Linked DNA regions of Homo sapiens: all the other regions are linked to region 1. The links are chromatin loops, found by intact Hi-C in ENCODE. Cell type or tissue: PC-3. All regions are shown on one strand.

Region 1 (8,000 bases):
TGAATGTGGTAGCAAAACCACTTGTGGAAACCAAAACCACAGTAAGTTTTGGGGAAGGAGTGAGTCACAGCATCACACTGTCCCTGATCTCACTCCACAGCCTAGAAACGTGGAAAATTCTTACTTAAAATTGTTCTGGCCACAAGATGAAAAGGCAATTGTAGAAAGCAAAACTAAAAATACATAAAAATACCATATGTACAATACCAATTATCTGCAGGGCCGCTGGCCACTCTGGGCTCCTGGAGTCCTGCATGCTCCCTGTCCTGTGGCTCCAGGATGATCCACCCAACCTATGCCCCAGCCTGAAGACCTCCACACAATCCAGGAGCTGCAATGCCTTGGGAATTAATCAGGTAGTTAGCTGGAGATTTCTGAATCTAGCAGTGTGTAGACAAAGACATCAAATCACCCTCTGCTATAGATTGAATGTTTATGTCCCCTTAATTCATATGCTGCAATCATAACTTCCAAGATGATGGTATGAGGAGATGGGGACTTTGGGAAGTAATTAGGTCATGAGTGCAGAGTCCTCAGAATGGGGCTAGTGCTCTTATAAAGTAGGCTGGAGAGAGGTCCCTTGCCTTGTGTGCCACGTGAGGACACAGTGAAAAGACGGTCATCTATGACCCAAGAAGTGGGCCCTCACCAGTCTCCAAGTCTGCCAACATCTTCATCTTGGACTTCTTCCCAACCTCCAGAACTGTGAGAAATCAATTTCTGTTGTTTATAAGCCACTGAGTCTGTGGCATTTTGTTATAACAGCCAGAGCGGACTAAGACAACCTCATAGAGGAAAATTCATGTTGACTAGTGTTTGGCTGTCTTCCTAACCTGCTAATGCTGTTTATTACTGACCCAATTTATTAATCACAGCAAAATGTCCCCATTCAAGGGACTGCATGGGAAAACTGACCAATTTTTGAAGTATTATTCTAGAGTATTGACTTTATTTTCATGTAAATGATGAAATGTACATTGTTCATTATGCCTGGAATTTCTTTACAATTGTGCAGGGCAGTGCACTGCATATACAGGCCAGAAACCTGGGACTTCATCTCTTTTCCTAGCGCTTATCTTGGGTAAATCAAGACCTTTCTCTGTCCTTAACTGATTCTCATATAGTAGAAAGTTTTTCAGTGTTTTCTAGTTATACAAACATATTACAACAAGAAAACAGTAACCTGACTCTCAGGATAAAGAAACATCTTTAGGTTAAGATGCTAAAAACTTTGGAATAGGACATTACAAAAATACATTGTATATTAACACAAGGAGCACACTGGTAGCAATTAATTAATCCAATTTCAAGAAAGACTTCAGGATGCTTTGTTTTGTTTATCCCATACATAAGTATCATACAAATAGGACTGGGAAAGTGAGCTGGAAATTCACAATAGGTAAAAGTAGTACCTATAAGGTAAAACTAATAATTTGCAAGCATTTAGTATTTATTTGCTCTTTAATCAACAAATTATGTTGTTACCTTTTAGCAGACTAATCATTTTCAAGCATTTCAATGAATTTTTGACTAACAATTTGAATATTAAATTTTTTTTTCAACTAACACTTTTCAAACTAATTTTGAAGCATTTATTCATTGTATCCTTTAATCAACAAATCCTGTTCAGTCATCTTTTGTGTACTGGTTACCACTGTGTGTTGAGAATAAACACTAATTACATGTTGACTTTGGATAAATAAAAATATTCAGTTAACTCTTCCGAAGCCTGCATTTTATTTTTCTGTTCTCCATTTTTTAAACTGTTACTTTGACTTGAAGATGTGGCTATGATTATTTGGAGTCTCTTTCAGCCTTTTATTCATTATTTATAATTTTGTGTTTGATTTTTATATAACAGACTTTTTCTTCACAGATGGGTAGGTGCTATGGTTTGAATGTACCCACCCAAACTCATTTGTTGGAAACTTAATCTGCAATGCAGCAATGTTAAGAGGTGAGATCCTTAAGAGGGCAAAGCCCTTCTTAATGAAGTAATGCTGTTATGGTGGGAGTAGGTTAGCTACAGCGGGAGTGGTCTCCTGATAAAAGGACAAGTTTGGGCCTCTTCCCTCCTCTTGCATGGTCTGTTTCTCTTTCGCCTTCTGCCGTAGGATAACGCAGCATGAGAGCCCTCACAGGTGTGGGCTCCTTGACCTTGAACTTGCCAGCCTCCAGCATTGTCAGAAACCTCAGTTCTTTATAAATTACCCAGTCACAGGTACTCTGTTATAGCAGCAGAAAACACACTAAAACAGTAGAATTGACCTGGGTTCTACAGGAAAACATTTGCGAGACTGGAGATTAAAAAGAAAGTGAGATCATCCACCCAACCCCCCATCTCCCGTCAAAGTCAGATCCCTAAGGCAGAGGTCCCATAGATCAGGTTACAGAGAAGGTGGCAACTGAAGGAGTGGGCCAGTGCTTGCCAGGCTTACTTCTGTAGAGAAGCTATAGAGCTGGAGTTTTGTAGAAAATCACCATGACTAGTGGATGGGCAGAAAAGTTGAGGATCATCCTAGAAATGGATCTAAGAAATGATTGTTAGCAGTGATAATGAAACTGATTTCTATCAATTACAAGTGTAATGTGAGCAAATACTTGATGATACAAGAAAATCAGCAACAATAGCCACAGTCAAGTGGTCATTTCAAAAGGAAATTTTTTAAATAGCATTTTTTTCTTTCAATACCTGATACCACAGCAACCAATGATTCTAAGTAAATATCCAATTTAATAAAATTACATCTTGGTTTCCCATTAAATATAAAATGTAAATTAATATATATTCACGGTCATGTTTTTAACAATGTCACATACTACAAATTTTAGAAACAAACATTTAACAGAAATGAAATACTCTGGTATATAAAAAGAATCATAAACCTTTGTTTTGTCCTGAATATTAAATAAAAAATAACAAGTTTCCTAAGAATGTGATAATGATCTGAGCAGTAAAGACCTTGAAAGCTAAACAAATTTTGTAGAAATGACTATTGAGATCTGGCACAATTGAATGAAAATGTGGCTCAGAAGTACCACCAGATGGCAGGAGAGGAAAAAGAATTCCAAGCGCAACAAGATGCTCAGTTTGCGTGCCAGGGGGTGACATTTTTTAAAATAAATATTTGCCTGCTAAGCCGTCAGCTTAATATTTCCTCCTCTCCAGCTATTGTGAGGACATATAAAGTCTCTGAAATTAAGTCAGGATTTCAGGACATTTTGCAAAAACCTCTGTAGTGGAAACTTGATGCATCTCTTAACTGAAATTCAGCCATGGAAAATGCCGGTAGGCATCACACCTATGAGTCCCAGGGGCCTCCAGGATCGGCCTTGTAGTCTTGGTCCTGCCATTAACTGGGAGCAAGATTGGGAGCAAGTCACATGACCTAAGCTCTCTGGGTGGCAGATTCTTTTTTTTTTTTAATTGAGTACATCAACTACTGCATAATACTCAAGACCTTATAATTTTTTTTAAAAAAAGGGGCGTCCTCTGAATACTTTTCTAACTTTTTCTTCCTTTTAGGCAATATTTAACAAGATCTGTACTACTATCTAAGATTTCAGAGTTAATGGCCTTGATATAGAGCTGCCACATTGCCCAACTCCACGGTGCCATTGTCATACAATCTTTGCAAACACAGCAGCGGCCAGTTATGCCTTGAACCTCCTGAGTAGCTGCGTTCAGTGGCCCTGCGCTGTTGAACTGCAGGTCAAAGAGCTTAGTGATCTACAGATTCTCTGAAAGTATTTACAACAGCCCCAAATTGCAATTCCTTTATAATTTCCCTAGGCAACTTTTTTGAAAAGGCATGTGTGTGTCTGCGTATGTGTCTATGAGGAATGCATTACATTATGATATGATATGACTTGACTTTGACTCACAAAGTCAGAATTTCAAAGTTTGAATTCTTTCTTTATCCCTTACTTAGCTGTATGGCTTAAAGCAAATTACTTAAATCCTCTGTGCTTCAATTTTCTCATCTACAAAGTGGGGTTAACAATAATTTCTATTAAGTAAAATTATTGTGAACAGGGCAATAAAACTTTCATAATCACTTTGATAGTCTTACCTTACAAAATAGTAAGCACATTTTCAAAAGGACATATGTTCCTTATTAAATATAGGCAATTGTTTTTAAAATATTTGAGGATTTTATCATTTTGTTGTAAAATTGATTAATATTAATTTCAATTTTGCGGTTTTCCTTTCATATTTTTTTATCTTTTTTTTTTTTTTTGAGATGGAGTTTTGCTCTTTTTGCCCAGGCTGGAGTGCAACGGCGCAATCTTGGCTCACTGCAACTTTCATCTCCCGGGTTCAGGCCATTCCCCTACCTCAGCCTCCCAAGTAGCTGGGATTAGCATGCACCACCATGCCCGGCTAATTTTTTGTACATATATATATATATATTTTTTTTTAGTAGAGATGGGGTTTCACCATGTTGGTCAGCTGGTCTTGAAGTCCAGACCTCAGGTGATCCACCCACCTCGGTCTCCCAGAGTGCTGGGATTTACAGGCATGAGCCACCGCGCCTGGCCTCCTTTCATGTTTTCGCCAAGTCTCTCATACCTTGTTTTTGAGCCATAGACCATAGACACTGTGCCTGTAGCGGTAATAGATAATACATCTCTCACTGAAGTTTAAATGAGCTAATCCACATGAAGTGCTTCAAACTGTGCTGACCCATAAAAAGCTTTCAACGAATGTCAGCTGAGATTATTCATCATCTTGATTTCCTAACTCCTGAGGCTATCCTGAGACATAAGAAAAGACCAACAAGAACCAGAATGTTGGCTAGCTAGCTAATAGTTCCTAACCCTGGCTGCATATTTGAGTCGCTCACAGATTTTAAAATCCTGATACCCAGGCCACTTGCCGACTCAGTTACAACAGACTCTGGGAGTGGAAGTTGGGCACTGGTAGTTGTAATGCTACCCAGATGATTCCAATGAACAAAGCTGAAATCACTTAGCCAAGCACAGAGGTATACATTCTTCATGCGCCTCCACAGTCATTAATTCGCCTCTTTCAAAAATAAGAATGTTTTTCTTAAAGCCACGGTTCTCAAAGATTAGTCCCCAGACTAGCAACATTGGCATCATTCGGGAACCTAGAAAAACCCACATTCTCAAGCCCCACTGAATCAGAAATTCTGGAGGCCCAGCTATTTGTCTTCTAACAGACTTTCTGACACACAGTACCTTTTGAAAACCACTAAAGAGACACATCTATATTCTGTCAACTCTCAAGATTTCATAATTGACTATTTAAAAAAAATAATTCTAGGACAACAGGGCTTGAAAATGTCCAATATAATTTGGGTCACAGTACAACATTTAATTTTCTTCATAGAGTTGACAAGCAGAGTCTTAACACCTCCATCTCAAACCACTCGCTCAGGTTTAACAGTCACACTTCAAACAAACAGATTCAATTGTCAAAATTATCTTTCTTCATATACTATATGTTCAACTCACCCAGTCCATACTCAGTTTTCTCAAGAGCTGAAGGTGTAGCGAGTGGAGTCAGAATTTCTTCTTTCTCCATCATCTACAATCTGTAAATTCTCCTTCCACAAACATCTTTGTAAACCTCTATCACTTCATTTCTTTTTAGACTTCCAGCCACATAAACACTTCTTTGAACCTTCTTCAGATAACCTTCCTCCTGCCTGAGAGCCAGCTATACACCAAAGGTGTGCCTCGGCCCAATCAGTGGGCAGGATGGGCGTGGCCTCTCGCATAGGGCTCCTGGGTAGGTCTTTCTCCTGCTCCTTTTCACCTCCTGCCTTTGCCTGTTTGATGGGTGACATTCGTTTTCTTTTATACTCTTACTAAATTAATCTACTTTCGTTTTGCATCTGTCATATCTCATCAAATAGCCCTGTTGAATATCACCTCACTTAGCAATGCCAACGATTCCAATGCGTTTGAAGGGCAACCTTCAAAGTACTACAAATCTCTTCCAGTTCGGTCACGATTTAAAAATGTCAGGCCCTCTTCTCTAGGATGGTGGATATAATCTGAATAAAGAGCCTGGCTGCCCTTTATTTATCTTCATCCAAGTCCTTCCCCAAATCCCAAGTTTCTTTGGGCTTCTAATGGACTGAGACATGCCCCAATAGCCCCTCCATATAACCTCTACCTCCTTCTATTCTGATTTAATTGCTTTGGACTGAAACATGGACATCAGGAGATTTTTAAAGCTCTTCTGGAGGTTCTGACATGCAGCAAAATGAGAACTACTGGTGTAGAGGGAAGCTTCCCTGCTAAGTAACATGGCCCCTAGACCTGGGAATCAGCGGTGCGGCAGGCCCAACTGCCCTTTGCTGCCCTCTGCTGGCTTCTCTCGGCGGAGCTTCAACTAACGGGCTCAGCTCTGAAAGCTGTAAAAAGAACTCTGGTTTAAAAGTGATTGGAAAAGTAGGTTGCAGGTATTCAAGAAATGTAATATACTCTAACTCTCTCCTTTTACTTCCTTTTCATTTGCTTTTTTTCACCCGAAACAGTTTCTGGGCAGGAAATCAGACTATTTTCTATAGCTAGACACCTATTTTCTTGGCTGAGTAGGAGATATGAATGAGCCGGTGGGTCAGGAAAGACCAGAGGAGGTGACATCTGTTCCAAGACAGCTCTGATTGCGAGGATCAGGACAAGTTCTCTGGAATGCAGAGAGGTATCTTGACTCGCTGACAATGCTGCAGAAATACAATTTTAAAGTGAGCATTTCCTTTTCTGTGCTTCTAGCTATAACTCACTCTGTACTTTATCACAATGATAACAGCAAAAACATTTGTTGATTTTTTTTTTAGTTTTTACTCTGTGTCAGCCACAGTTGTGGATGACTTACCTGTCATCTTACAACAATATTTTACCCCTACATTAACGATGAGGGAGAGATCTCAGGAGAATTAAACGACTTGCCCAAGAAAACATAGTAAGTAAGTGTTATAGGCTGGAATTCTGTCTCCCCAAAAATTGATATGTTGAAGTATGAACGCCCAGTGCCTCAGAAAGTAATCATTTTTGAAAATAGGGTCTTTAAGGAGGTAATTAAATTGAGGTCATTAAGGTGGGCCCTAATCCAATATGACTGGTATCCTTAAAAGATGAGGAACTCTGGAAACAGACACATACAGAGGGAAGATGATGCTAAGACACAGGGAGAAGATGACCCTCCACAAGCCAAGGAGAGAGGCCTGGAGCACAGCCTTCCCTCACAGCCCTCAGAAGGAACCAGCCCCACCCACATCTTGATCTTAGACTTCCAACCTCCAGAACTGTGAGAAAATTAATTTCTGTAGTTAAAGCCACTGAGTCTGTGGCACTTTGTTAAATACATTTCTGTTGTTTAAGCCACCCATTCTGCAGTACTTTGTTACAGTAACCCAGCAAACAACTACAGTGATAAAGTCAGAATTTGAACCCATGCATGACTAATTTCAAACCTTTGCTCACTCAACCACACCACAACCTTAATCTTTACAAATATAAGCTATTTTATAAACTATTGTTTTATATAAAACAAAACATTATGCCCATGCATAGTAATATATCCTTATTTTCACTTCTCATATAGTGATTTTTTTGCATTTCAACAGCCAAAAACAGTCTTCCTTTGGTGAAATCAGCTGTATATAGTAACTGACTATATCTTTGTATGTTTTTTTAAATGCTGGCTTTTCCTCTCTCTGGCTTTGCTACAAAATTCACTTTCAATGCTTGAACTTCAGCACCCTTTAGGTCCAATTCAACCTAAAATTGTTTTTATTCATCTTTCTAAAATCATAAACATACCCCATTTTTCATCTCTATTATCTGATTTGCCTTCCATAGTTACATTTTCAGTAGTTCTTCCCTACTCATGAAAATTCTGAACACTTATGTATTTTTCATATTAAAAAACAGATAACCATGCTCTACCTTTTTCCAATAAACAACTAGATAATTCAAACTGCCCCTTTTATCCAACCCCCGTGATTAGCTAATGAGCTCAC
Region 2 (8,000 bases), 91 kb after region 1:
GATTAATAGAATACTAGAATAAACTGGTTATCTCATGTATTTTGTTTATGGAAATTAAAACAATAATCAAAACTTATAATGGGTATTTATATTTTGAAGTTTAGATGTTTGATGTCAGCTTCAAGTAGAAAAGTACATTTTCAAAATAGAAAAATGCAAAAAGATTTATGGATATGCTTTAAAACAAGCCTTCATTGTATCATTTCTTCATGGATTACTGTAAAACTGCCATTACCACATATTTTATTATATACAAATATATAATAGACTAACATATGCTATAATGGAATCCAATTTTTTTTAAGGGAGGAAAAAAGTAAACCTAAAGTGATTTTAACTAGAATACATAATTTTTTCATAAAATCATTGGCTAGGTGAGGATTACTCAATACAATTCTAAACTCGTTTTAAATATACACTATTTCCCTGAAGCAATAAACCCTCCTTGTCATGTTTTGCAAACACTCCTCTATCGTGACTCACTCAATCCCTGGCTACTCAAGCCTGTTTTCTCCCCACTGATTCAGAGCTCAATTCTAATTGCTTCTGGGAATCCAAACCCCATGTCCCATTCTCCTATGATTCTGGTTTAGTTTTATAGTGAGTGGCAATGAGTTATCAATCAGGTAAATGTGTTCCTTATGATGTGTCAGGCAACTAATATGTGACCCCCTCTTAGGTGGCATAATGCATTCCTCGCCTTTGGGAGAACCCTAATAAATGAAGTGGATGGAAACTTCAGACAATATGATAGGCCAGTGGTAGAAATACTTTTAGTTCACCTAAGTAGCTATAGAGTTCCAGAGAATATGTTGCCTTCTCTTCAAATCTGGATGAACCTTCACCACCTTCAGGCCTGAACTTCAGGCCCCACAAGCTCAACCTGAATATATCCTCTCTTATTGAGACTTCATATATTATCGTTATGAAGATAATCCCCAAATCTCTCTCTCTTTAAGTTTAACCTCCAGTATATTCCAGTCTCCAGTTTGCTTACTATCTACTGAATATTTCCACACAGGGTCCTGCTGGCATGTCAAATTCGACATATCTAAAACGGAACTCCTCTCTCTGTATTCAATCTCTCTATCTTAATTTTTTTGTTTTCTATTAATGGTATCTCATTTTTTCAGGTAGTTTAGGCTTAAGAGTCTATACGTACTGACTCCTCCCTTTTTTCCTTTTTCTCTTCCTTATACACTCAACTTCTAGGAGCCCTAATAGAAGTCAAACAGATAAAAGACAGCAACATACCTCCCTGTGAACTCTGGGCTGCTCAGTCTCTATGTGGAGTATAGAGATTCTATGTGGAGTATGTCTGATTCTAGCTACCCTCATTTCATAGAGCATATTGACAAATAGAAAGGTTTCTAGAAAATAGTGAATATTCAAAATTTGTATTAAGCAGAAACAGGATGGTTGTTATAGAATAGAGCAAACATACATTGTACTTTGTGAGATACTAAAGTTAGCTGTGAGAGCAATCGCCAAGAAACAAATTTTCAAATGAAATATTGAGAACCAGTTACAGGATATATGACCCTTCATCTAGATTAGGAATTCAAAAGAGCTAGCTTTTGTATAAGGAAAGAAAAATTGTGAAGAAACCTCTTCAGAGACAGTTGTACATTCCATTTCAATCCCCTCATTCCCAAGCCCAAGCCCAGTGTGTGTTCTTCAGTGTGGTGGGAGAGATGGATGCGCATCTTCTGCACCTGAAGGACAGAGGGACTGGGGCCTGATTCATCTCTTGGAAAGTTACAGAGCTCTATGGCTGCTCAGAAAAAAATGGCTGCCTAGGAAGCAGCAGCACTCATGTCAAAATGGAGATCAAAATCAGTGAAACCCAAGGACCAGAGGTGTTATCTGTGGAAACTGAATCTGAGGTTATATTGAAAAGTATTCTGACCAAGGGGGTGGCCTGCCAGAGTGAGGGTCCCCAGCAGTAAGGGGCAATGATGTATAACACTGTGGGCTGGAGTTGAAAGACAACTCACTGAAGGAGCAGCCTTTTCTGTATTAAAAGAATTATAGTGAGTGAACCCAAAAGGAACTCTCTAAATCCTTGTTACTCAAAGCATGGACCATAAGCTAGCACCATTTGCAGCAGCTGAGAGCTTATTCTAAATGCAGAATCTCAGACATCATCCCATATGTACTGATTCAGAATTTTCATTGTGATAAGATTTCCACATGATTAATGTGCACATTAAACTTTAAGACTTAGGAACTGGTTTGAGGTGGTATTAGTCAAGCAAGAACTTTCCTGTTCCCCCTTAACTTTTCTCTCTCCCCTGCTGAGATCTCTGTGTTTGCAAGCAGCAGTTATAGAGTTGGAAGATAAGCAAGGGAGAGCATGGAGAAGGCTGCCACGCTCTCATCCTCAAAGGCTGGAGGCAGGAGTGTGGAGAACAGGAAGATGACTTACTTCCAGTGAAAATGAAAAATCAATTAATATGTTTGATTGGGACACTTTAAATAACTGTATTATTTTGGTATTTACAATTTGAAGTGACTGTAGAATATCTTTTTCCCTGAGTTTGAGCAGAAATGGCTTGGGCATGGCACTGCAGGGGGCTGAAGGCCTCTGAGCAGACTTGAAAGGAAGTGGGAGCCAAAAGAGGAGATGCTCTTTGAAGACTGTCTGTGATCCTGGAGTTTCTGATTACCATTCCACACTGGTAACTCTTGTCTCCTCATATTTGGATGATTATTATATAGAAAAGCACCAAACACTGGCCAATTGGCAGACATTACTAAACATTTCTAAGAGATTTGGGTTGGCAGACTATAAAAATCTTCTGTGATTCAGGAAGGGGAACATTACACACCGGGGCCTGTCATGGAGTGGGGAGAGGTGGGGAGGAGGGGGGAGGGAAAGCATTAGGAGATATACCTAATGTAAATGACAAGTTAATGGGTGCAGCACACCAACATGGCGCATGTATACATATGTAACAAACCTGCACGTTGTGCACATGTACCCTAGAACTTACAGTATAATAAAAAATAAAAATAAAAAAATCTTCTGTGATTGCTAATGACTTCTAATCACAAAAGAGATGTACATTGGCATATAGAGCGATGCATTCCTTACTCCACTAAGACCTAAGTAGAGACAAAAAAATAATACCCCTCTGGCCCAGGATGTCATATTGTGACTTTCTCCTTCAGGTGAGAGATATGGTTTATACTGACTCTAAAGGTCTATTATCTTTGCTATAATCAAAGTGCCCTCAAGGACTATTCGAGATGATGGATTTGTCTTTCTCTATATTAGTGACCAAAACTATTACCAAGACTTCCTGACTTTTTATATATATGGCTCTTTACATTTTTATGTTTCTTCCCTTGATGTCATCTTATCAGCTATTAGATCTCACTTGCTTCCTACTCAGTCTGAATTTGCTGTTTCTAATCATCTGTGGGTTGCAGAAACATATGGCCAAGCTTGGGAGAACTGTGTACAAACAAAGTAAACAAGCTCTGAAGGTGATGTCCCTTCTTATAAATAGAGAATTTGGACTTTGTTCCATCTACTTGGCTGCTTAGGGGTCTTCTCCACTTACAATCTAGTTCTTGGGAATGTATCAGATGGGCAAGGTTGGTAGCCAAAGAAGTCCTTGTTATTGTCACAGCAAACCATAGCGAAGTGGTAGTTTAAGATGCTGTAAGCATCCTTGCCGGGCAGATAGTTTAACATACGAAACACACATCTCAGGGTACAAATTCAGATTTTATTACTAGTAGCTGGTAATCCAAAAGTGAGACTCTTAACCTCCAAAGCCTTACTGTTTTCATTTGTAAATGAGGTAATAATACATTTTGCAGGGTTCTAGAAACTAAATGAGCCAGTGGTTGTGGTGCACTTGGCTTGTGTATAACCCGGTCATTTTTTTGTTCCCTTTCCCCACCCAATCTTACCTTCTCTTCAACTCTTGGAACTGCAATGTATAAGGAATATAAATACACTGAAATACTTGAAGGAGGATATAACATCATGTCACATGAGCAGCAATTCAAAGACCTGGAGACATTTGCTCTGAATAAACAAAGACTCAGCAAATAACGATTGTCCTCAAAGGTTTGAAGGAGTGGCTGATGGCAGAAGGGTCAACTTGGATCAACATCTGATCACAAAAGGAATTCCTCCTCTTTATTTTTGGATTCTATTCTGAGCTGTCCATCCTCCTGCCATGACTTCATGCCAGATAGTCATTATCTGTCACCTGGGCCCCTGCAGCCACCTACATACTCAGCTTCCTGACTCTAATCCAGTCCATTTTCTACACGACATCCAAAATGACCTTTCAAAACACAACTCTGGCCATACCCTTCTGTTTAGGATTCTCCAGGCCCCCTTTGACAAAAGCCACACTCGCACAATAGGCCATTTGTGTCTATTATTCAGGCTTATTTCCCACCACTTCCGTGGGTCCACTCCTACCCGCTGCTCCCCTCACCTACATATACCTCTTGTTCAGCAAAATCAAACCATGAGAATTTCCTCAGAGATGCTTATCTGCCTCACTGTCTGTAGGCCTGTCTGCTTGGAACATCCTCCAACTTGCCCATGGGGTGAAATGCTTAAAACTGAGTCATCTTCTCTGGGAACCTTCCTATTCTGTCCTCTGCCCCACCTTCCACCCACAGGATTATTCACTCCCTCTGTCCTACTTCTGTATCTCTACTGTGAAGTGTATTATATTTACATATTTACCTATGAGTCTCTCCTTATTGACTGTGAGCTTCCTCACCACACACATTCTAACCATGTCTCCAGTACAGTGCCAGGAGTTCACCATGTAAAAGCCATAGCACTTAACAATCTGCAGCCCTGGCTGAGCTGCCAGGAGGATGCTCAGTGGAAGAGTAAACCATCCAGGTTCCTCTACCTTGAAGATTCACTATCTTCAGGTTATTATGGTACATTTTTAAGATACCTTAATTTATACTGAGTTCCTTTAATTTGGAAATGCCATTATAAAGAGGAAGTATTAGGCTGACTAGAGCTTCTCAAATTTAATGTCAAGAGTCACCTAGAAAGTCTTGTTAAAATGTAGCTTCTGATTCAGCAGATCTGGGTTGGGGCTTGAGATTCTGCATTTCTAACAAGCTCCCAGATGCTGCTGGTCCATAGACCATATGTTGAGTGGCAATGGTTTATAGATTATCAAATTCAGCTGAAGTTTGGGTGTTAGGTTTACAATGACATTGAAGCAGAAAATCTAAAAGTCAACATTTAAAAAACTTAAGCCAAAACAAAACTAACAAACCAGTTCAATTATACCAGTGATGGAGAAATGAAAACTACTTTTTAAAAATGAGATTTTAACATAACATTTCAGAAATCCATCTACTGAATAAAGCATAAAACTTAAGACATGTATATAATTTGTAAACTTTTTTAAAAGTACTTTAATTAATTAGAATAATTATTTTCAAAGAGTTGGCTGACTATATGAAGAGGTCGCAGTTCAAAGAGATTAAATGCAGAAAAAAGTTAGTTACTAAATTATAATTTTTAACTGTTAAAGCTTTCTATTTGACTGGAAAATAAGTTAAGCTAATTACTTGTTTTTAAAAAGAAACAGAACTGCTTCTCCTCCAGAGGTTTCTATGGTTTCATTTAATACGTTTGCTATTAATAAATAAATTAAAATAGGTTTTTGAAACACAATGGACACTAATTATGAGGAGAGAAACAAAGATTCAAATATATAGAAACTGAAATATTGCTTTATGTTCCTTGGGTCAATGACTCATAAACAGAAAATCTGTGCAGAATATTATTCATTCATGTTGCTGGTATTGAAATGATAAAGAAGCATTTCCAGATCTTGTGACTTAGAAAATTATTGGTGAGATATAAACAGTTAGAGAGCTATATGATAGGGAATGTGTAACTTATCAGGCTAGAAAAACAGTAGAGCTTATAAAGCCATTCAGAGGGCAAGAGTCCACAATCCTTTAGTCAGTCACATTTCTATTTAAAATGGATATAGGGACACGCTGCAATATCCAAAGACCAATACAAACATTTCATGGGCAAATGTCACATGCTGCCATCTCTCATCAGTAGCAAATGTGACATCCTTTATCAAAGATGTGTATTTTGCACATTGCTCTGCAAACTGAGAGTCTTAAGAAGATATTACTATTGTTCTGTTCTTACATAGATGAAGTGATCCCACACTCATTCTCTGCTCAGAAAGAATGTATTTGTTTACTCAACAGAGTCATGTATGTTTTCTCACAATGGTTTACTGACATCCATAAACATATTCACTATGGGATTCTAAAGTAAAGCCCCCCTCCTCCTGAAGCTGAGCTATACTCTATATGCCTATAATGAATCCTGTCTCAACAATGCCAAGTGTGATTCTGATCCAAGCTTCTGTCATCTTCTTTGGAAATCCTTCCAAACCCAGGGCCAGGAAACAATGATTATTTCTAAAGAGACTGAATTTACTTAATAACATCTTGACAGATGAAAAAAAGAGAGAGAATTTACATAGACCACACGAGATTTGAACTAAAGATATCAACAAAAACACATGATCACTAATTTTAGAAAAAAATAAAAAATAAAAACAAGAACATTTTTCTCCCAATAAGAATGCAAATTAATCTCTTTGGGTTTTTTTTTTTTTTCTATCATCTCAGTTAGGAAACTAGAACTTCTTTGCTCAAAGATTAGCCCCCAGAGGAAAAGTTCATCAAAATAATGAAAACATGAGCCCTGCTCCTTCCCCCTAAAGTGTTATGCTCACATATTGCCATATTTTTTCCATTAGAAAGTATGGGTGCCTTTCACTCTTTGTAAGCAATTTTTTTCTTTGTTTTCTTTTTTCCACTTTCTAGCAGAAGAGATTGGCATGAATCTTTGTCACTCCTAGGAATAAGCATCGGTGTAAAAGTTTATTAGCTTAAGTCACTACAGCCAGCTAATGAGGTCAATGCCATGAATTCAGTCCTGGGAGAGAGAAGGAAAACTTTGTTCCAAGCTTTATATAGTCTAAACTTTCTTGTCATATTTGCACACTCAAATCTGTGGTTTTCAAATGTATCTGTATGTAAGGATCACTTTGCCTTTCCTTTAAAGCTGCATCAAGTCAATTGTGAGTGACCTGTTGAATCTGCCTCTTTAATCACTGCCCCATGTCATGCTGATTCAGGTGGCCTGGAACCTTAATTCAGGAAACTCTTTAAACTCACTGGTCTGTCCAAAAGTCTGTGAGTTGGGGAATCAAATGACAGAAAGAGAATAAATGCAAGTCGGAGAAAAGCTATGGCCCACTGAACAAAGAGGTTAAAGAATGATCATCACGGAATAAAAATAACTTATAGGGCAAATCATGGGGAAAAATATCTCTTACTAATTTAGATCACAAAGTACGTACCTGCTCAGGAATGTATAATAAACTCTTCTTACCCAGTTCTTTGCCTTAAAGACTTTCCTAATAAGAGAATGCAGAGAGAGCTGTCAGTTTTGTTCAGAATTGCTGCAGTTGGTTTAAACTTTACACATCAACAGTTCCAGGAACTGTTGGACTAGAGATATAAATAGAAAGCAATAACAGAAGTAATATATCATAAGAGCTAAAGCAATGGTACTTTCAAACTTTTAAAACAATTTATTATCTTGGAGTAGGGAAAGAGAGGGTGGTGGGCATAGAATCAGAGGCTTGCTCTGCTTGCTTTTATCTTAGCTGCAACAATCATAGGAAATGTCTGGATTTCCGGATGTTCCTCAGAAACTCCAGTTTTAATGAATTGGGAAGAGTTGCATGCAGGAAGTCGATACGTACCTATCTTTTCCATCTGTTATTTTATCCATGAAGCTTCATTTTTTAGAACAAGAATTAGCAGTGGCTACCATTGCCATGAGTGGCAGCTTACAGGTAGGAGTGTAAGAGTTGGGTTAGAGGGGAGGGAGGGACTACAGGTGAAAATGGGGGTACAGGAGGGTCTGTAATGGGTACAAGCCAGAAGAGAGA
Region 3 (8,000 bases), 500 kb after region 1:
AACCTAGACAATTCATGCTCAAATGAGAGGTTTTAAGTTGTTGTCTTCTACTCATTAAATCCTTGTGTCATCATCCTGAAAGGAGAGATTATGGTGTTAGGAGGTTGTCAGCTCATAAGGCAAAAAAAACATTAAACTGGCCTAAGTTCCTGATTGCATTAGATTTAACTGTTCTTTACCTCAGGTCGCCTCCACCCTGACAGATGTCTTTGTGCTGATCGCTTTATTGTCTTAGGGCTCCCCAAAATCTTTGCTTCTTAAATCAATTTGTGTCTTTCAATGTCCAAGAGATCAATTTGCATCTTTAAATGTCTAAGTTCATTTAATTTCCCATTCTTTTTCAGTTTAGTGGTTTTTCTTTTTTAAAAGAAAAGGGGGGGTCTATTTAGTTTTTCTTTGAGGATTGTGACTCATGGTAAAGTTTTAAATTGTGTTTTGAAAATCTCACAATCATATACCAAAACATAATAAAGTTTGCAAAGACTCCCATTTACAAGGCATGAAGGACTTACACAGCTGCTCTACTTTGAACATATACACATGATTATATTTATCCTTCATATAAAAGAACTGGTCTTTTAGGTTTTCTGAAAATGCTTTGAAAGCTCCTGGGAATTACCAGTTTACCTGGGAAATTGAGTGTTTCAGTTGGAAATAGAGTTATTCAAAAGTAATAGTGAAATAGTGTTCTGAGCTCTGATTTGAGTGCAGTCAAAACTATACATGTCCCTTTGGAAAGGTTTGTATTTGGACTCTCTTTCTCTCATATATATATATATATATATATATATTTGAGGAGATCTGAGAAATTGAAAGGGCTATATAGAAAAAAAAGCAAAATAAAGTTTTTCAAAGGAGTCAGGATGTAGGACGTATGTGTGTGTGTGTGTGCACGTGTGTGCGTGCGCAAAATACATTTGTTTGCAATACAATTGAGATTTACTCTTAGCGTATGTGGCCAGATTGTATCTCAACATTGTATGGGCTGGCACTAAAACCATGTCAGTTTACGGTGAAACGCCAACAGAAAACTCTAGCATCCTTGTGATCTAATAATGTCATAAACCCAATTTGATTCACTCACAATTGATACCAATATTCATTCATTTATTCATTCATAGAGTCCATCTATGTCTCTATCAATCATTTAAAATAAATCTATGCATCTTAAAAGCAAAAGGAAACAGTCTCTGTTTGAATACAAGATGCTTAGTAGAGTGGTTAAGACCACAAATATTTGAGACTGATCTATTTGAGCTAGAATCCTAGCCTTTCTACTTTCTGTCCTTGAGCAAACTTATAAGATTGTTAATACAATTAAATAAGATGATGTATTTAAGCATTTAGCAAAGTACCTGACTTATAGTGCTCTCTGAATAGCAACTGTCATTATTATTGTGATCCTTATTATTAGGTATGCATTATTAAGTCATATAAATACTTTGAACTATGCTGTGAGCCTGGTAAGAAATGAAGCAAGAGGAGAATTTCAGATAGATGTGGGGTAGGACATGAGGCTTCAGGGACGTTAGAGTTGATAATTTATTTTGCATTCATTCAACTCTTTTTCACTGAAAGTCAGAGATGTAATGAGAAAATATAATTAAATTATTAAAGTCCTTCCTCAAGATCCTAATATTAACAGGAAAACAGCTAAAATAACTCTCCCATGTTTTCCAGAGTAACCACCAGGGTCCACCTTGACATAGGCATGAGGCAATGCCTTGGTTCAGCATAAAAATGCCACCAGGAAACCTGTGTCATCTTGGTCCAAGAAACTTATAAATACCATTCATTCAAAATGGGCACATGTGTTGAGTGAGGCAGCAGTGAGTCCAGGACAGCAACAAGATTATACAGTCTTTCCTTATAGAGTTGGTTCTCCATCTGCTCTGCTTGTCAGCTCTATATAGTTACTATGAAGAGAGTTATATTTTGATGTTCATCCATGTTGGGCATTTATTTCCTAGATGGCTGTGTATCCCACAAGAATGCTTGACATCTCAGTCTTGGGCTAGTAATCTATGCATTCACTCATCGGTGTTTATTGAGTGCCTACTGTATACAGGATATTGCCCTTGATGTCCAAGCATAAGAAAATGGCAGCAGGGCCAAAAGGACATCCAACTAGCCCTATTCCAAGGACCCCATGTAGAAATGATACGAACAAAATAGTCCTGAGGATACAAAAGTTAATTCTGCACAACAGGATCCAAAGAACAAATTGACTTCCTTGAAGCTGTGCAGTGAGCCCATCTGCCAGATCAGTCATCTAGCCAGGCTAGACCAGTGCACTTCTAAGCGTGGTTTGGGGACTGGCACTCTTCTGCAAAGTGGTTATTACCATTTCTATTGATGCAAATACAGAAACTGAGAGTAAGCTTTAGGAACTTTTATAGCAGTTTGACATTGCCACTGGCATCCAAATGCATGATCAGTGAATTCATTTCACTGAACAGGATATAGACAGTTAGTTGGGGATTGTCAAACTTGCCTGGTCAGTCACATGTGGTTTGAACTATGTAAAAGTCCTGTGCAGTAGAACCATGTATTGCTCCATAATGGACCAGATTTTTAAAATAGTCTTTCACTTCAAATAGTTGATAGTACTCTAAATATTGTTTCTTTAGGGTTTTGGGTAGCTATCTAAGGTTTTGTTTTTCATTTTGTTCTGAATACTGCTTTTTTTTTTTTTTTTTTTTTTTGAAATGGAGTCTTGCTCTGTTGCCCAGGATGGAGTGCAGTGGCGCAATCTCGGCTCACTGCAACCTCTACCTCCCAGGTTCAAGCAATTCTCCTGCCTCAGCCTCCTGAGTAGCTGGGATTACAAGCATGCACCACATGCCCAGCTAATTTTTGTATTTTTAGTAGAGACAGGATTTCGCCATGTTGGCCAGGCAGGTCTCAAACTCCTGAGCTCAGGTGATCCACCCACCTCAGCCTCCCAAAGTGGTGAGATTACAGGCATGAGCCACTGCACCCGGCCTTACTGCTTTTATTTTAACCTGCATATACCTATGCTTCTGTCTGCTGTAAGCATCCTAAGTGAATTAATTGGTAACACATTTAATTAGAATGAGAGCTATGGAAGAGCCCTTACATTCTGTTGCAGATCTCACAACAGATCTCTGTTGAATCTGCTGGAGTATCAGAGGCTATTTTAACCAGGAGCAAGTGACCCATTCCCTTCTGCAACTCACCCCACCCACCCACACCCGCTCTTTCCATGCCACACTTCCTTGGCACTTTAATCACAATTTGAACCAATTGCTCAGCCATAAGGACCACATCCTACTCCTTGTCCTCCTCCTCCCTTCCCAGTCTGAGACGATATATCCAGTGCTACTGAAAGTGTGGTAGTACCAATCAGTGGCACTAGGAGAACCTGGAGCTTGGTAGAAATAAGATTCTCAGGCCCCACCCAGACTAGTGAATCTCTAGAGAGGGGCCCAGCCTTCTATGTTCTTGCCAGCCCAGTGCAGATTCTTAATACCTGGGTATCATGACGAGCTTGAAAATACTCTTCAACTCGTTGCACAGGAAAGGGTCTGCCACCTGGTGGGCACTTAGGAAATGTGCATTTTTCTTCCCTTCCCTGACTGCACGTGGGGAGCCACTTGAGTCCCTCCATTCTTGGTTGGGCCTGTCTTTGGGCCTAGCTTATCTCAATTGCCAGCTGGAAGGTCTGCTTAGTCACTGCCTAATAACAGATCACCCTGGGACTTGAGCCCTTCTGAGAACCCCACACTGTTTGACTGGGGCCCTGATCCTCCCCTGAAGTCTTACAAGGCTTCACCCCTCTACCCTCTCATGCCCTACTGTACTTCTCTCTGGGAACCACAGGGTCTCCCCAGTCCCACAAGGATGGGCTCTAGACGGATGCATGGATCCCTGGAGCTGGACCTAACCAGCCCTGCTGAACCCAGGCAGTCAGGCCTTTACACTTTTATGTCAATCAGGGACCTCCCTGAAACAGTGAAACCCAAGGGGAGAAACAAGGCAGGGACTCACCCACCTCCCTGGTGGACTCAGAAAAAGGAGAGCAGCCATCAGTGATCTCACAGAAATGTCTCTGTGCTTAATATTTTTAAAACTGATTCTCAGATACCCAGGAAGGCAAGAGGGAATCAGTTAAAATAATTTTAAGAACAAGTTACTTCCTCTCATTATAAAAGCCTATATATGTTCATGGTAGAAAAAAAATTTCTACAAATTTTTAAAATTGCAAATAATGTTTTAAAATCAGTTGAAGTTCTATTCCCCAAGGGTAAGCACTGCACATTCTTATTACATTTCAGTCTTTTCTCTGTGCATGTGTATTTTTTATAAACCTGGGATCATACTAGGCATACCATTTTAACCAGCTTTTAATGCCTAGCAATATATCATGAACATTTTCCCATGTCATTAAATATTCTGAGTCCTGACTTTCATTGGCTATAGATTATTCTTCTTTATAGATGTATCATACTTTATTAAACCAGTCCTCAAGATTTAGACAAGTTAAAGTAATTTTTTAAACAATATCTTATGTCAGCAAAGGGGAAAACTATTAATTCATGCTCTTCATAAAGACAAAAAAAATGAATCAAATCAGTGATGACAATTTCAAATGATGTGCCATTCTCATTTACCAAAATAACAAAGTGTCTTAAAAGTTGGAGACATAAATGCAAGTCATTGTGTGCATTATAATCCTTCATGTTAGACATTCACATTTTCAGCAGATGATTGCTATCTTTGTCCTTAAGTAAAATACAAGGGCATCTCCAGGTGAATGAGTATTTTAAAAGGTGGAGGATTAAAAAGCTTGTGCCCTTCCGCCAGTACTACCATCTGCTCCATCCATCTCTGCTCTCTACTCTGCCCCACTCATCATACATCAGGATCTGCAGTCCCAACTGAGAGTGCCAGTGATTCTTATACCTCAAGGGCACTCTGGGAACCTTAGCAATCAACATGAGAACGATGGCTCTCTCCCCACTGTGGGCATATGTCAGATAGCTGTGTGATTTGATACTTCAAAGGCAGGGACGAGTACCCCATACGTATACTGGGGCAGACAGAAATAGAAAGCCAAGGGGGAGAAAAGCTACTCACGAGATTGGAGGGAAGAAAAAACAAAAAACTGGAAACAGCAATGTCAAAGGGAGGTAGATATCAGAAATTCAAGGCCCTGGTTCATCTAACTTCAGTTTTCGTTGAGATGCACACAGAGCAGAGGATGGACCACCCCACGCTTTCCAAGGCCAACTGAACAGTGTCTGTCACGCCAAAGGATGCAGACGTACCCAACCATACCTCTCATCATACTCTGTCCCAGGGAAATACTTACACAGGGCACAAGTCTGTTCAAACATGTTCTTTGCATCTTTGTTTTTTGTTACTGATAAACTGGAAGCGATCTAAATGTCTGTCCACTGGGGAATGTTCCAATAAATTGTGGTACATCCAAAGCATTCACCAGAAAAATTAAAAACAGGCTTTTTTAAAAGAAGTGATTTTAGGAATACTTATTGAAAGTAAGCATGCATTAAGAATAGTGTAATCCCATTTATAACGTTAAAAGTCTATATAATTGTGTGTTTACAAATGTGCACAGAAAAAAGTTCCCAGATATACATCAAACTTGTTTCAGTAGATACCTTAGAAAAGGGCGGAATAAGAAGGATTAACTCCATATGCAACCACATTCAAAAATCTTTACAAGAACGTATTAATAAATATTAATGAATGTATTAATGAATAATGATGTGCATAAATTTGTTTAATGTTATTATCATATGCTTTACAGTTAGGCTTCAGTTTATTTCTTGCTCTTTAAATCATCAGCTCAGGGAAAATTTTTTAACCTCTGTAACCCTCAGTCCATTTAGTTTTAAACAGAGGAATAATATCTAGCTTTCAGATTTGTTGTAAAGATGAAAGATATTTCAATGAAGGATTTAATTTAAAAAAAAAAAAAAAAAAGATGAAAGGCCAGGCGCCGTCGCTCACACCTGTAATCCCAACACTTTGGGAGGCCGAGGCAGGTGGATCACTTGAGGTCAGGAGTTTCAAGACCAGCCTGGCCAACATGATGAAACCCTGTCTCTACAAAAAATACAAAAAAAAATTAGCTGGGGATGGTGGCGTGTGCCTGTAATCCCAGCTACTCAGGAGGCCGAGGCAGGAGAAGCGCTTGGAACCCAGGAGGCAGAGGTTGCAGTGAGCCAAGATAGCGCCATTGCACTCCAGCCTGGGCGACAGAGTGAGACTCTGTCTCAAAAAAAAAAAAAAAAGAAAAGAAAAAAGAAAAAGAAGAAAAGAAAAAAGATGAAAGATAATATGTATAAAGCCCCCAACATAGTGCCTGACACTTAGGAGAGACTAAACAATGATAACTGTTCTTAGAATATAAACACACCTCTTAGCCTTGTGCCCACCTCCTCCAGTTTTTGCCACCCTTTCTGACCTTGAAATACATTGAACTATATAAAAATAAATGAAGGGACGCCAAACAAAACATCATGTGCACAGCTCTAGTAGAGGCATAAACAGTTGAAAAAAAAGTCCATAGCAACAACCAAAGTATTTTTTTTCTCAGACTCTTTTAAAATTTAAAACTTTAAATAAGAAATCAAGGGGAAAATGAAGTAGCTGAACTGGAATTCTAACTCAGGCAATCTGGCCCCAGGGTCAGAGCTCTCTACAGTTATAATCCCCTATGACTTTAAAGGGTAAGAACATTCCAGACCCAAAGGAAAGAATTTGAAACTGCAGAGGAAATACTGCTCTACTGTCAGGTAAAGATGCAGGGTGGTCAGACTTGCTGTGATGGGAGCAGTAGAGGTCAGCACGTATCTACTTATACAGTCCGAGGTCATATTCTGGTGCTGCCATTTACCAGCCATTGAAACTTGGGCAAGTCACTTTGTTTGAGCCTCAGTTTTCTCGTCTGTAAAATGTGGACCCTCTTTCACAGAATTGTGGAAAGAAACAAGCTCTTAAATGATCTCATGGGACACAGTGAGTGCTCAATAGATGGGAGTTATTTTTCTTACAATGAGCCAGAAAGACTATGAGAACCACATTGGACATTAGGAATGCAGAATGCCCACGTCAGAATAATCACTATATTGTGGCTGGCAGGATTGAAGTTTCTAAAGCCAGGAATATTACGGACGCAGGCAGAACAGATGTAATAGCCAAATCCCTTGACTCTTCCATCAGGTAGTTTTCAGACAAAATCAGATACAAGTGGATTGCTAATGTACCTAGCACTGAAGTTGGAAAGGTATTATTGGGAGGGTCAGCCTTACAAAGACATCGTAGGTGATCACTGGAATTCAGTCTTTCCCTTCCCCAGGACATCTCCTACAAGTTGCCCTGAATGCTTATAATTCTATCATTGCCCTTCCATTGTGGTCTTTCTTTTTTTTGTTTGTTTTTTTGTTTTGTTTTGTTTTTGAAACGGAGTCTCACTCTGTCGCCCAGGCTGGAGTGCAGTGGCGCAATCTCGGCTCACTGCAAGCTCCACCTCCCGGGTTCACGCCATTCTCCTGCCTCAGCCTCCCGAGTATCTGGGACTACAGGCGCCCGCCACCACGCCCGGCTAACTTTTTGTATTTTTAGTAGAGATGGGGTTTCACTGTGTTAGCCAGGATGGTCTCGATCTCCTGAACTCGTGATCCGCCCACCTTGGCCTCCCAAAGTGCTGGGATTACAGGCACGAGCCACCGCACCTGGCCCCACTGTGGTCTTTCAAAACGCAAACTTACTGGCTGAATATCTTATCAAGTCATTAGCTTCTCCAAATGGATGAATTGGATAAGATTCCTTTTACTCTTGGCAGGGTCCAATAAAGACAATGGAAAGAATGGGACTAGAAGGAGGCCATGAACAGGGTAAGGATAGCAAGGGATAAGAGAGAAGGAAAAGAATAATAATAAGGAGCAGGACTGCCAAGTAACAAGTAATACTGTGCAGCTTGTCAGGTTGTGAGCAGCACTCACTTCATT

What was found. Hi-C counts contacts between places; a loop is a spot of excess contacts. Peaks named below come from ENCODE experiments on the same cell type or tissue, not always from the same donor. Only the 100,000 strongest peaks of a DNase experiment are listed, where the experiment ranks them.
Region 2: it touches region 1 in a loop (5-fold over the local background); 2 of 110 quality-filtered maps call a loop at or near these places.
Region 3: it touches region 1 in a loop (22-fold over the local background); 25 of 110 quality-filtered maps call a loop at or near these places.

What each region holds. Positions count from the first base shown.
Region 1 is chr3:24,679,017-24,687,016 of GRCh38, reverse strand. No RefSeq gene overlaps it. Among named protein-coding and RNA genes, the nearest start is that of THRB, 190 kb to the right of the region's middle. RefSeq lists an enhancer at 6,145-6,439. In PC-3, CTCF peaks have their summits at 3,037 (motif pointing right), 6,154 and 6,355 (motif pointing left); DNase peaks (open chromatin) are centred at 3,076 and 6,346; H3K4me3 peaks cover 554 bases; H3K27ac peaks cover 902 bases.
Region 2 is chr3:24,588,477-24,596,476 of GRCh38, reverse strand. No RefSeq gene overlaps it. Among named protein-coding and RNA genes, the nearest start is that of THRB, 98 kb to the right of the region's middle. In PC-3, no CTCF peak of the experiment used is centred here; DNase peaks (open chromatin) are centred at 486, 4,216 and 4,646; H3K4me3 peaks cover 700 bases; H3K27ac peaks cover 3,919 bases.
Region 3 is chr3:24,181,650-24,189,649 of GRCh38, reverse strand. The region is part of intron 5 of THRB (thyroid hormone receptor beta); the gene reads left to right. It overlaps THRB-AS2 (THRB antisense RNA 2), which reads right to left. Exons shown (of 4, transcript NR_121667.1): 4 at 1-75. Among named protein-coding and RNA genes, the nearest start is that of THRB-AS2, 34 kb to the right of the region's middle. In PC-3, CTCF peaks have their summits at 3,337 and 3,554 (motif pointing left); a DNase peak (open chromatin) is centred at 3,549.